Regions from separate parts of the Homo sapiens genome. Here region 2 is linked to region 1. Evidence: read pairs that join two places in POLR2A ChIA-PET (ENCODE). Cell type or tissue: OCI-LY7. All regions are shown on one strand.

Region 1 (5,000 bases):
TAGATAACTCTTTCTCCCTGTGCTGTTTCTCACTGAGCTGTGGTGTTTATGCCTTAAGTACCTGTGTTATATGCTACATGTTGCTTTGAATTCTGGTATTTATGCATATCTGTATATGTAAGTATGTTAATGTACACTGATATTTTGCTGTATTTGCCAGTATGTTTATGTGAAAATTTTGGTCTTGGAAAATGGTGGGTGATGTGTAGCTTGTTATTTGGGTGTGTGTATTTATTTGTATATATTTATGTATTTACCTTCGTATTGTTTGGAGGTGTGCTTATGTCAGTGAACGAGAGTACAATTTGATGCATGTATGTTCAGTCCCTATTTGTATTTAAAAATAACTCACGTTGATGAAGTTATTTTTTAAAGTTAATTTTTTTGGCATTTACAGTCGGTGCTCTGTATCCATAGGTTCTGCTTCTGCAGATTCAGCCAACCATATATCAAAAATATTTGAGAAAAAATAATATAAAAAAATACAAATTAAAAACCAATACTATATAACAACTATTTGGATAGCATTTACATTGTAGGTATTATAAATAATTTAGAGGTGATTTAAAGTATTTGGGAGAATCTGTAGGTTATATGCAAATACCATGCCATTTTATAAAAGTGACATGAACATCCAAGGATTTTGGTATCCATGAGGGTTCCTGGAACCAATCCCCCAAAGATACCAAAGGAAGACTGTATTTTAAAATAAAGCTACTTCTTTACCTTTTTGTCAACTATTGCCTTGGGTTTACTTATTTAGGAATGCACTTCTGCAGAAAGTTTACCAATGTGTTATTGATCTCGAGATTGTATTAAAATAAAAGATTTATTTATTGTTTTCCTTTATTTAGTGAGTATTTCTGACTATTATTATGGGAATTAAATTGTTTATGCATTTATTTATTTAAAATGTAGAGCCATGATAGAAATTTGAAGGACATTCTCAGTAACTTTATGTCCTGTTAGAGGAAAGATTTGAAAGCATACTGGCTGGAGAGGCAGAAGATCTGGGTTCTGGTTTCTACTTAGTTTGAACTTTCTTGGACTTAGTCTCTGTATCTGTAAAATGAAGGACTGAATTAAGTTATCCTTACAGCCTTTTCTAACTCTTAAATTTTAGGATTGATTCTTAATGGTTTAAGATGTGTTAACAATGGAATTACCCTAAATGTCAAATCCCATTGTTTTTTAGGTAATAAAAATTATACTGAAATCATTTGAAGATATATTTAGTCATTGTAGAAAGGCAATTAAATACCCCTGCTTTACATAATTGAAAAGCAAGTAGTGTTTCCTTCACTAGGAATATAGAGTATAAAATCTCTTAAAAATTATTCTTAATGTGCACCAAAATTATTTATTACTGTTTTTTTGAGATGGAGTCTTGCTGTGTTGCCCAGGCTGGAGTGCAGTGGCAGCATCTTGGCTCACTGCAACCTCTGCCTCCTGGGTTCAAGTGGTTCTCCTGTCTTGGCCTCCCAAGTAGCTGGGATTACAGGTGCATGCCACCACACCTGGCTAATTTTTGTATCTTTAGTAGAGATGGGGTTTTACCACATTGGCCAGGCTTGTCTTGAACTGACCTCAAGTGATCTGCCCGCCTTGGCCTCCCAAAGTGCTGGGATTACAGGTGTGAGCCACCGTGCCCAGCCTCGTGTGCACCAAAGTTAAAATGTCTGAGAAAGAGGATGAAAAATTTTAAAGTTTTAGGGCCGGGTGTGGTGGCTCACGCCTGTAATCCTAGCACTTTGGGAAGCTGAGGCGGGTGAATCATGAGGTCAGGAGATCGAGACCATCCTGGCTAACACGGTGAAATCCCGTCTCTACTAAAAATACAAAAAATTAGCCGGGCGTGGTGGTATGCACCTGTAGCCCCAGCTACTCGGGAGGCTGAGGCGGGAGAATCGCTTGAACCTGGGAGGCCGAGGTTGCAGTGAGCCGAGATGGCGCCATTGCACTCCAGCCTGGGCTACACAGTGAGACTCCATCTCAAAAAAAAATTTTTAAAACATCCCTCCCTATTTTACAGCTAACGACATAGATTTTATAGGTTACAATACAAACTATTTCCTTTATGTTGGAAAATGATTTGAGGAAATGATTTTATGTATATTCATGATTTCTGCCTTGAACGTTTTACTTCTTTGTTAGTTTCACAGAATCAGCTTGAAGCTGTAATTAAAACTAAAAAAGTAAAGCAAAACTGCCAGGAATATTACATGACACTTTAAAAGATTTATTCAGAAGTTTAATATATTCACAAGGTACAAACTTTAAAGTTACAAAAAAGGCATAGAGTGAAAAGTCTACCCCAGTTCCCTGGTCACTCATTTTTGCTCCAGCCACTCACTTCTGCTCTTTGTAAGCGATAGTCTTGCCAGTGTCTTGTGTCTCTTTCCAGAGACTATGTAGAAGCAAATAATTTTTTATTTAAAAATGTTTATATTTGAATAGGTGATACATATAGATGGCAAGAAAATTCAAAAGGGCAGGCAGTGAAAATTTTCTTCGCTCACCCACAGTTCCCCAGTTTCTGTGTTTCCCTCTGCAGAGACAGTCATCCTTTCTTATATATCCTTCTGGATGTTGTCTATAAATATGGAGGCATTGTTAGTGTAGAGCATGGTGGTTTTTATGAGCCATCCCAAGTGTAGTATTTATTAAGATAGTGCATTAAAATGATAAAATTAATCATACATAGAAAATTACTGCAAAGTTTGGAAAAGATTGAGTAAAGTAGCTATTGTACTACATGGCTTTCGAAATTTCAAACAACACAGGTGTGCACTTCTTAAACTCTCTTCTTTATGGAGTATTATAATCTTAGTATAAATAAGTAGGAAGACATGAAACAAGAATATAGAAATTAAGCTGAGGACATTTTGTTTCCAGGATCTGGGAAAGAAAGAAGTTTATGAACTCACAAGTGATTGTAGAGCATCTCTGTGGAAATAAATGGTTAAGTCGGTTTGAAGCAAAGCCCTTCTGGGGCAGAAAAGCCTCCAGAACGCCAGATGTCGCTGTGGTTCCGCGGTGAGAGAGGGCGTGCGTCTCTGTGGTTATAAAGTTGGGGGTGGAGTGGCCGGGAGATGATGGCTGATGAAGAGGAAGAAGTCAAGCCGATCTTGCAGAAATTGCAGGTGGGGCCGTAGATTAAATTCTGTATGTGTTTTTGTTACTCCGAATGAAGCAGGGAGTCCAGTTTATGTACTGCCCGTGAATTCCTCGGCACACACGCGAAGCTGCGTGCGTCTGTGTGGTTACTATAACAACCCTCGAGGGTGCAGCCGCAGCCAGCCAGGGAGCCTCGTTGGAACCTCCTGCTGCCGACCTGACTGCGGTTAATTTCAGTCCTGTATGGAAGAAGATTTGTTGCTCCTAACTGTTCATGTACATTTTTAGAGAGGACGTTGTTTTCTCGATTCATCCATAGCGAATAGCATATACATGTGTGTGGCAGATCTGCATGAACTACTGTCACATGTTGTTTTGATCCCTACAAAAGCCATTTAACACCTTTCTGCTTTGAATTTGGCAACAATCACGCTAATGACCTGCACTGCAAGTGTCCTGGTTACTCCCCTTAGGATTTCAGTTTTGATTTCTTTCAACCTGTGTAATTCCACTTTGGGGTCTGATGCAGAGGGGTCCAGACTCCACATAGTCCACAGGTAAGACTAGTCTTTTGGACTTGGTAGGGAGGCGTTAACTAGTTGCTTGGCTCTTTGCCTTTAAGAACCCATGATTTTCCTTACACCTCAGGAACTCAGTTCTTCGTTCTAAGGCAGCCTGTAACTTAAATATTAGAACTATGACAGGCTTGTAACTTGCCTAAAGGTGTTTAACGCACAAATTTAAATACTGGTGAAATTTCTTTGTTCTTGGGTACATTAAAATAGTAACACTTTTTAGAGTGTTCCAGCTGATTTGGATTAACTTCATTTTATTCCCTAACTGTGACTGGCTGAAATCAGAGATTCTCAATTCTGGTTCTATATTAGAAACATTATTTGTGTATATATGTTTGTATATGCACAGAAAAAAATCTGAAAAGGTATACAAATCAGTGGTTATCACTGAGGTTCTTTGGGGTAATTTTGTACTTTCTTTTTTTTACATGTATCTATTTGAATTTTAACAACTTACATGTATTGATTTTGCCATGAAAAAATAAGTTTCTAAAAACATTCAGTCCAGAGGAAAACAAAACCAAACAATAAAACCAAACAACTTCTTGAATGTTTGGTTTAACAACTAAAACCAATCAATAAGCCCTTCTCTAAAACTCTTAATTTGCAGCCATGTTGATTGCAGGACAAAAGGAAATTGGTTGTAATTTTTTATGAGAATTGTCTTTTCCTAGGTTCATTTGTGGTAAATGTCCTAAGCAGCTTGGGAGAGGATACTTCCGTTATCTTGGGGTGGGGTCGGTGCAGGAATGGAATAAAGGAGTGAAGTAGAGAAGAGGAAAAGGATTAGATAATGGTGTTGCTGTTCATGGAGATGGTGGTAAACTTTGATTTCATTGTTAAAGACATTTTAGTGTAAAAAGAGTGTATAAATGGATATTTCTCAAAGTGTGTTTTACAGACAGTTTCATTACAGTCATCTGGGGTGCCTGTTAAAAATGTAGAATTTTGAGTTCTGCTAAACTGTTAAAATCAGAGTCTCTGCAGGCTGGGTCTTGGATATAATACAATAAAATTTGCAGAGGGTGCTAGTCTGTTCCCTTCATTCTGGATAGGATTTTAAATTAAGTATAGCACATATGTATTTGTTAGAACAGGGATAGTTAGTTAGTTAATTCAATCAAGTGTAGTGAATTAGAGCCTATCATGTCCCAAGTCCCGTTCTGGTGCTCAGGTGTAGCTCGAAACAAAACAGATTAAAGGCCTTTCCATCCTGGAGCTTACATTTCAGTGGTGGAGGCAGACAATAGACAATTAATGATAGGCCACATGATTTTAAATAAGTATGAAGAAAAATAAGAGTATGAT
Region 2 (5,000 bases), 230 kb before region 1:
TACATATTTCAAAACATATTGTATGTGATAAACATGTATAATTTTTGTCAATTTAAAATAATTAATTTTTAAAAAAGAATTTGAGAATGGCTATATACATTTTAGATATAAGCAGACTTCAAAGCAAGGAAAGTTATCAGGAATGAAGAGGGTTGTTACATGTTAAAGACATCAGAATTCTCCAAGAAGTCATAATTGTAATTACAGAACATCAAAATGTGTAAGGTAAAAAATGATAGATCTGCAAGGAGAAATAGATGAATCCACTATTATAGTTGGAGACTTCAGCACTGCTCTATCATAAATGAACAGCAGGTAGAAAATCAGTAAGACATAGTTAAACTCAACAACACCATCTCTGTCACTACTTAAACACGTGTTCATTCATTTATTTAACAACTATGTATTTTGTATCTATGCATGCCAGTTGCTTTGCCGGCATTGGGCACACAAAGTAAAATGTGGGTACTTGGCTCAAGGTTAAGTTGTTCCTAAAACCAGAGTTCAAAAAGATTAAGGTATACATGGTTAACTGGTGAGGCAGTGTTTGGAAGGGTTCCAGTTACATGGGAAGAATTGATGAAGAGGAAGGATTCTGCATGATAGAAAAGATGAATAGTGGGGCAGAGAAGCAAGAATGGTGTTTCACATCCATCCACCTCCTCACCCCACACACCACATACACACTAACAACATGCACCTTGCCTTTTTGACCAGTGTTGAATACTATGGAGGGAGGAGCTTTAAGTAGAATGTGGTGGAGTTATTTTTATGAAAGATGCTGAGAGACAGAGAAACAAACAATACTATTTTGGTGCTCAGGGGATAAAAGGCAGTACTGAGTGATAAAGCCATAGTCTATCCACTTAATTCCCACCCCCAAAACCCACCCAATTCTAAGACTTCATCTAAACAGTTTCAGCGCTGTTGGATGAAAGTACATCTTGGCACAGGTGCTATTGTTTTCATGGAGCCATGAAGTCGATCAGGCTCCCACAGGTATCTGCTTTACTAAAAGGCACCATCAAGACTGAAGCAGAAGAAAAAGAGATCAAAGACACCATCTGATACACCTGACCTCCTTGTCTGGGAGCATTTTGAGGGCTTCCCTGGAGAATCCTAGATATGGCAGAGATGAGACAGGTGAGATTTTAAGGAGAACTGTAAGGGATGGAGTAGACATTACCCACTGTCTCTCAGTGTCTGCAACTCTTTTCTTCTTCTGTGGGTCGTAACAGAAACCTCCAATTTTACCTGAGCACGTAGCGATCCAAAATAAAAAGAGAGCCTGGGACATATCCGTGAAGAGAAAGAGTTGAGTGAAAGCTCTGGGAAGTGTCCTTGAAGGGAAGGAGAATGCCATATTTGCTTTTTCTTTCCTTTTTCCTTGGAATGGACATGTTGTCTGAAGCTAGACTAGCCATCTTGGATCCTGATGGGGAAGCCACATGCTGAGTTTAGCAGAGCAGCAAGATAGAGCCTGAATGTCTGACACCATGGAACGCCATAACAGACCTAAATTGACTATCCCTGGACTTCAGAAAACAAAGTGTAAAGGCTGGCCATGGTGGCTCACTCATGTAATCCCAGCATTTGGGGCAGCTGAGGCAGAATTGCTTGAGGCCTGGAGTTTGAGACTAGCCTGGGCATGAGACCTCATCTCTACAAAAAATTTTTTAAATTAGCCAGGTGTGGTGGCACACACTTGTAGTCCCAGCTGTCCAGGAGTTTGAGGCAGGAGGATCCCTTATGCCCAGGAGTTCGAGGCTGAAGTGAGCTATGATCTCATACTACTGCACTTCAGCCTGGGTGACAGAGTGAGACTCCGTCTCTAAAAAATAAAATAAAAAGAAATGAGAGAAATAAACACTTTTTTTGTTAAGCCACTGCTACCTGAAGTTTCTGTCACTGCCAAACCAATTCTAATTAATACACACAAGAATTAGAGAGATGGTAATAAACTCATGAGATATAGGTTGTTACTATTAAAGTGGTCCCATCAGTAACTCCAGACTGGTGAGGCCTGAAAAGATTTGGTTATCCAAGTTTAGGCCTGGTGTGAATTTCTAGCACTACATATAATGAGATAATTATAAAAACAGAGGCATAACAGCCGAGGCTACATTAGAGAAATTGTGAACCTCTTCTTCTAACTATTGTCCAATCCACATTCTTTACCTCAAATGTTCTGGCATGGGAGGAGAACAACAACAAAAAAATTAAATTTTATGGATTAAAGAAACAACTCTTTTTTTTTTTTTTTTTTTTTGAGATGGAGCCTCATTCTGTCGTCCAGGCTGGAGTACAGTGGCACGATCTCGGCTCACCGCAAACTCCGCCTCCCAGGTTCACGCCCTTCTCCTGCCTCAGCCTCCCAAGTAGCTGGGACTACAGGCGCCCGCCACCATGCCCAGCTAATTTTTTGTAGGTTTAGTAGAGAACGGGGTTTCATCGTGATAACCAGGATGGTCTTGATCTCCTGACCCCGTGATCCGCCCACCTTGGCCTCCCAAAGTGCTGGGATTACAGGTGTGAGCCATCATGCCTGGCCTAAGGAAACAACTCTTAAGTTGAGAATTACAGTTTGGGATGCCCTTATTTATGACTTATTTATGAGCCGGGAGGACTGCAGAAATAATTTATGCTTCATTAGCCACAGATTATTCTTCTTAGTCCTGAAACTCTTGCAAGCGTAAGTGAGGCCCTTTAATCAGCCCTCTGCCTCTCTAAGCCCCAAGCTAAGACCCAAACCGAGATTCCTAGTGCTTGGTGTCCTCAGTATCCATCATGATTTATGAACACAGGTCACAAGAAAGCTTTGTGAGATACACAAAATACAGTCAGATATCTACTGAATTTGTGAATTGAACAATAAAATTTGCAAATTTATTTAAAAGCCTAAGGAAGAACTATGTGTCTTGTGTTTTTAAATTTTAACCAATGTGAATTCCAATTGCTAAAACCAAAATAAACTTCTGAATAGGCTTTCCGAAAAAACTGTTTTGAGTGCTCCAGAAAACTCACATCAGCCCTTCTGTTTTGCATCTTCTGTTCTGCAATAGCCTGATAACATCAGCATGTCCTCAATCGCTGCTCAGTGCTTAGTTTAGAGAAAAATCCCCATGATCCTAGGCGTGGAGCCTGCCCTGGGCCTTCTGTTTTAGGCTCAGGGCCAAGAAGCATACAATGATGGCTATGGACCTTACTGACGGACTCAAGGGAACCCCTGGGGCACAGCTTGGGCATGATCAAAGGACAGAGTTGATCAGTTAAAAAAATTATGTAAGAGATATGGAACATTCTGATATGTGCAGTCCATCACACATTGACCTCATTCTTCTCACAGTAAGAACACAAATTATGAAAGTAACATGTCCAGGCTTCAACAGCTTGTAAGTATAAAATAAGGCTACACCTTCATTTAAAAAACACTTAAAGACTTCAAATGTCCATATCCCCAGATCGGAATGTACTTTTCCTTTAACGTCCTTGGGTAACTTATGAATTTCCTGGGGGTGCTACCTTCATGCATCCTCACAGGTCCTTTGAGTTCTTCCTGCTGCTCCTTGTCCAGGTGTCATGTCCATAACTGTCCTGTCAGAGGATATCTTGAGCCTGTTCCCACAGGAGCTGCTGCTTCCGGCATCACCCATCGCCTCTGTTTCAGGTGACAGGTCCCTGCTGCTTCCCCTGGACTTTTATATCTCAAGAAAATTACAGCTAGAGAAGAGGAATAAGCTCTAGTGTTCTATATGATGGTAGAATGGCTATAGTTAATACACTATACACTTTCAAATAGCTATTAAAAAGTCAAAAAATAACAGATGCTGAGGAGGTTGCAGAGAAAAGGAGAACACTTACGCACTGTTGATGGAAGTGTAAATTAGTTCAACCATTGTGAGAAGCAGCGTGGTGATTCCTCAAAGAGTTAAAAACAGAACTGCCATTCAACCCAGCAATCCCATTACTGAGTATTTACCCAGATGAATATAAATCATTCTACCATAAAAACACATGCAGCTAGGCGCAGTGGTTCATGTCTGTAATCCCAGCACTTTGGGAGGTCAAGGCGGGCAGATCACTTGAGGTCTGGAGTTTAAGACTAGCCTTGCCAACATGGTCAAACCCCATCTCTACTAAAATTACAAAGATTAGCTGGGCATGGTGGCACGCACCTGTAGTCCCAGCTACTTGGAAGGATGAGGCAGGAGAATCACTTGAACCCGAGAGGCGGAGGTTGCAGCAAGCCGAGATCACACCACTGCATTCCAGCCCGGGCGACAGAGCAAAGATGCCGTCTAAAAAAAAAAAAACAAAAAATATACGTTCACACGAAATGTTCATTGCAGCATTATTCACAATAGCAAAGACATGGAATCAACCTAAATGCCCATCAATAACAGATTGGATAAAGAAAATGTGGTACATATACCCCATGGAATACTAAGCTGTCATAAAAAAGAATGAGATAGGCCCGGCACGGTGGCTCACGCCTGTAATCCCAGCACTTTGGGAGGCCGAGGTGGGCGGATCACGAGGTCAGGAGATCGAGACCATCCTGGCTAACACGGTGAAACCCCATCTCTACTAAAAATACAAAAAATTAGCCGGGCGTGGTGGTGGGCGCCTGTAGTCCCAGCTACTCAGGAGGCTGAGGCAGGAGAATGGCGTGAACCCGGGAGGCGGAGCTTGCAGTGAGCCGAGATCGCGCCACTGCACTCCAGCCTGGGCGACAGAGCGAGACTCCGTCTCAAAAAAAAAAAAAAAGAATGAGATCATGTCTTTTGTGGGTACATGGATGGAGCTGGAGGCCATTATCCTTAGCAAATTAACACAGCAACAGAAAGCCAAATACTGCATGTTCTCACTTATAAGTGGGAAGTAAGTGATGATAACTCATGGACACAAGGAAGGGAACAACAGACACTGAAGCCTACTTGAGGGTGGAGGGTAGGAGAAGGGAGAGGAGCAGAAAAAAAATTACTATTGGGTACTAGGCT

Evidence for each region. ChIA-PET counts read pairs that join two places held together with the same protein. Peaks named below come from ENCODE experiments on the same cell type or tissue, not always from the same donor. Only the 100,000 strongest peaks of a DNase experiment are listed, where the experiment ranks them.
Region 2: POLR2A ChIA-PET joins it to region 1 with 5 read pairs; 2 of 35 experiments call an interaction of 5 or more read pairs at or near these places.

The regions. Positions count from the first base shown.
Region 1 is chr14:20,304,030-20,309,029 of GRCh38, reverse strand. It overlaps TTC5 (tetratricopeptide repeat domain 5), which reads left to right and starts at 3,079. Exons shown (of 10, transcript NM_138376.3): 1 at 3,079-3,143. The coding sequence starts at 3,093. RefSeq lists a silencer at 1-153 and an enhancer at 2,934-3,173. In OCI-LY7, CTCF peaks have their summits at 2,799 and 3,002; a DNase peak (open chromatin) is centred at 3,049; H3K4me3 peaks cover 1,934 bases; H3K27ac peaks cover 340 bases.
Region 2 is chr14:20,538,252-20,543,251 of GRCh38, reverse strand. No RefSeq gene overlaps it. Among named protein-coding and RNA genes, the nearest start is that of RNASE9, 20 kb to the left of the region's middle. In OCI-LY7, no CTCF peak of the experiment used is centred here; no DNase peak of the experiment used is centred here.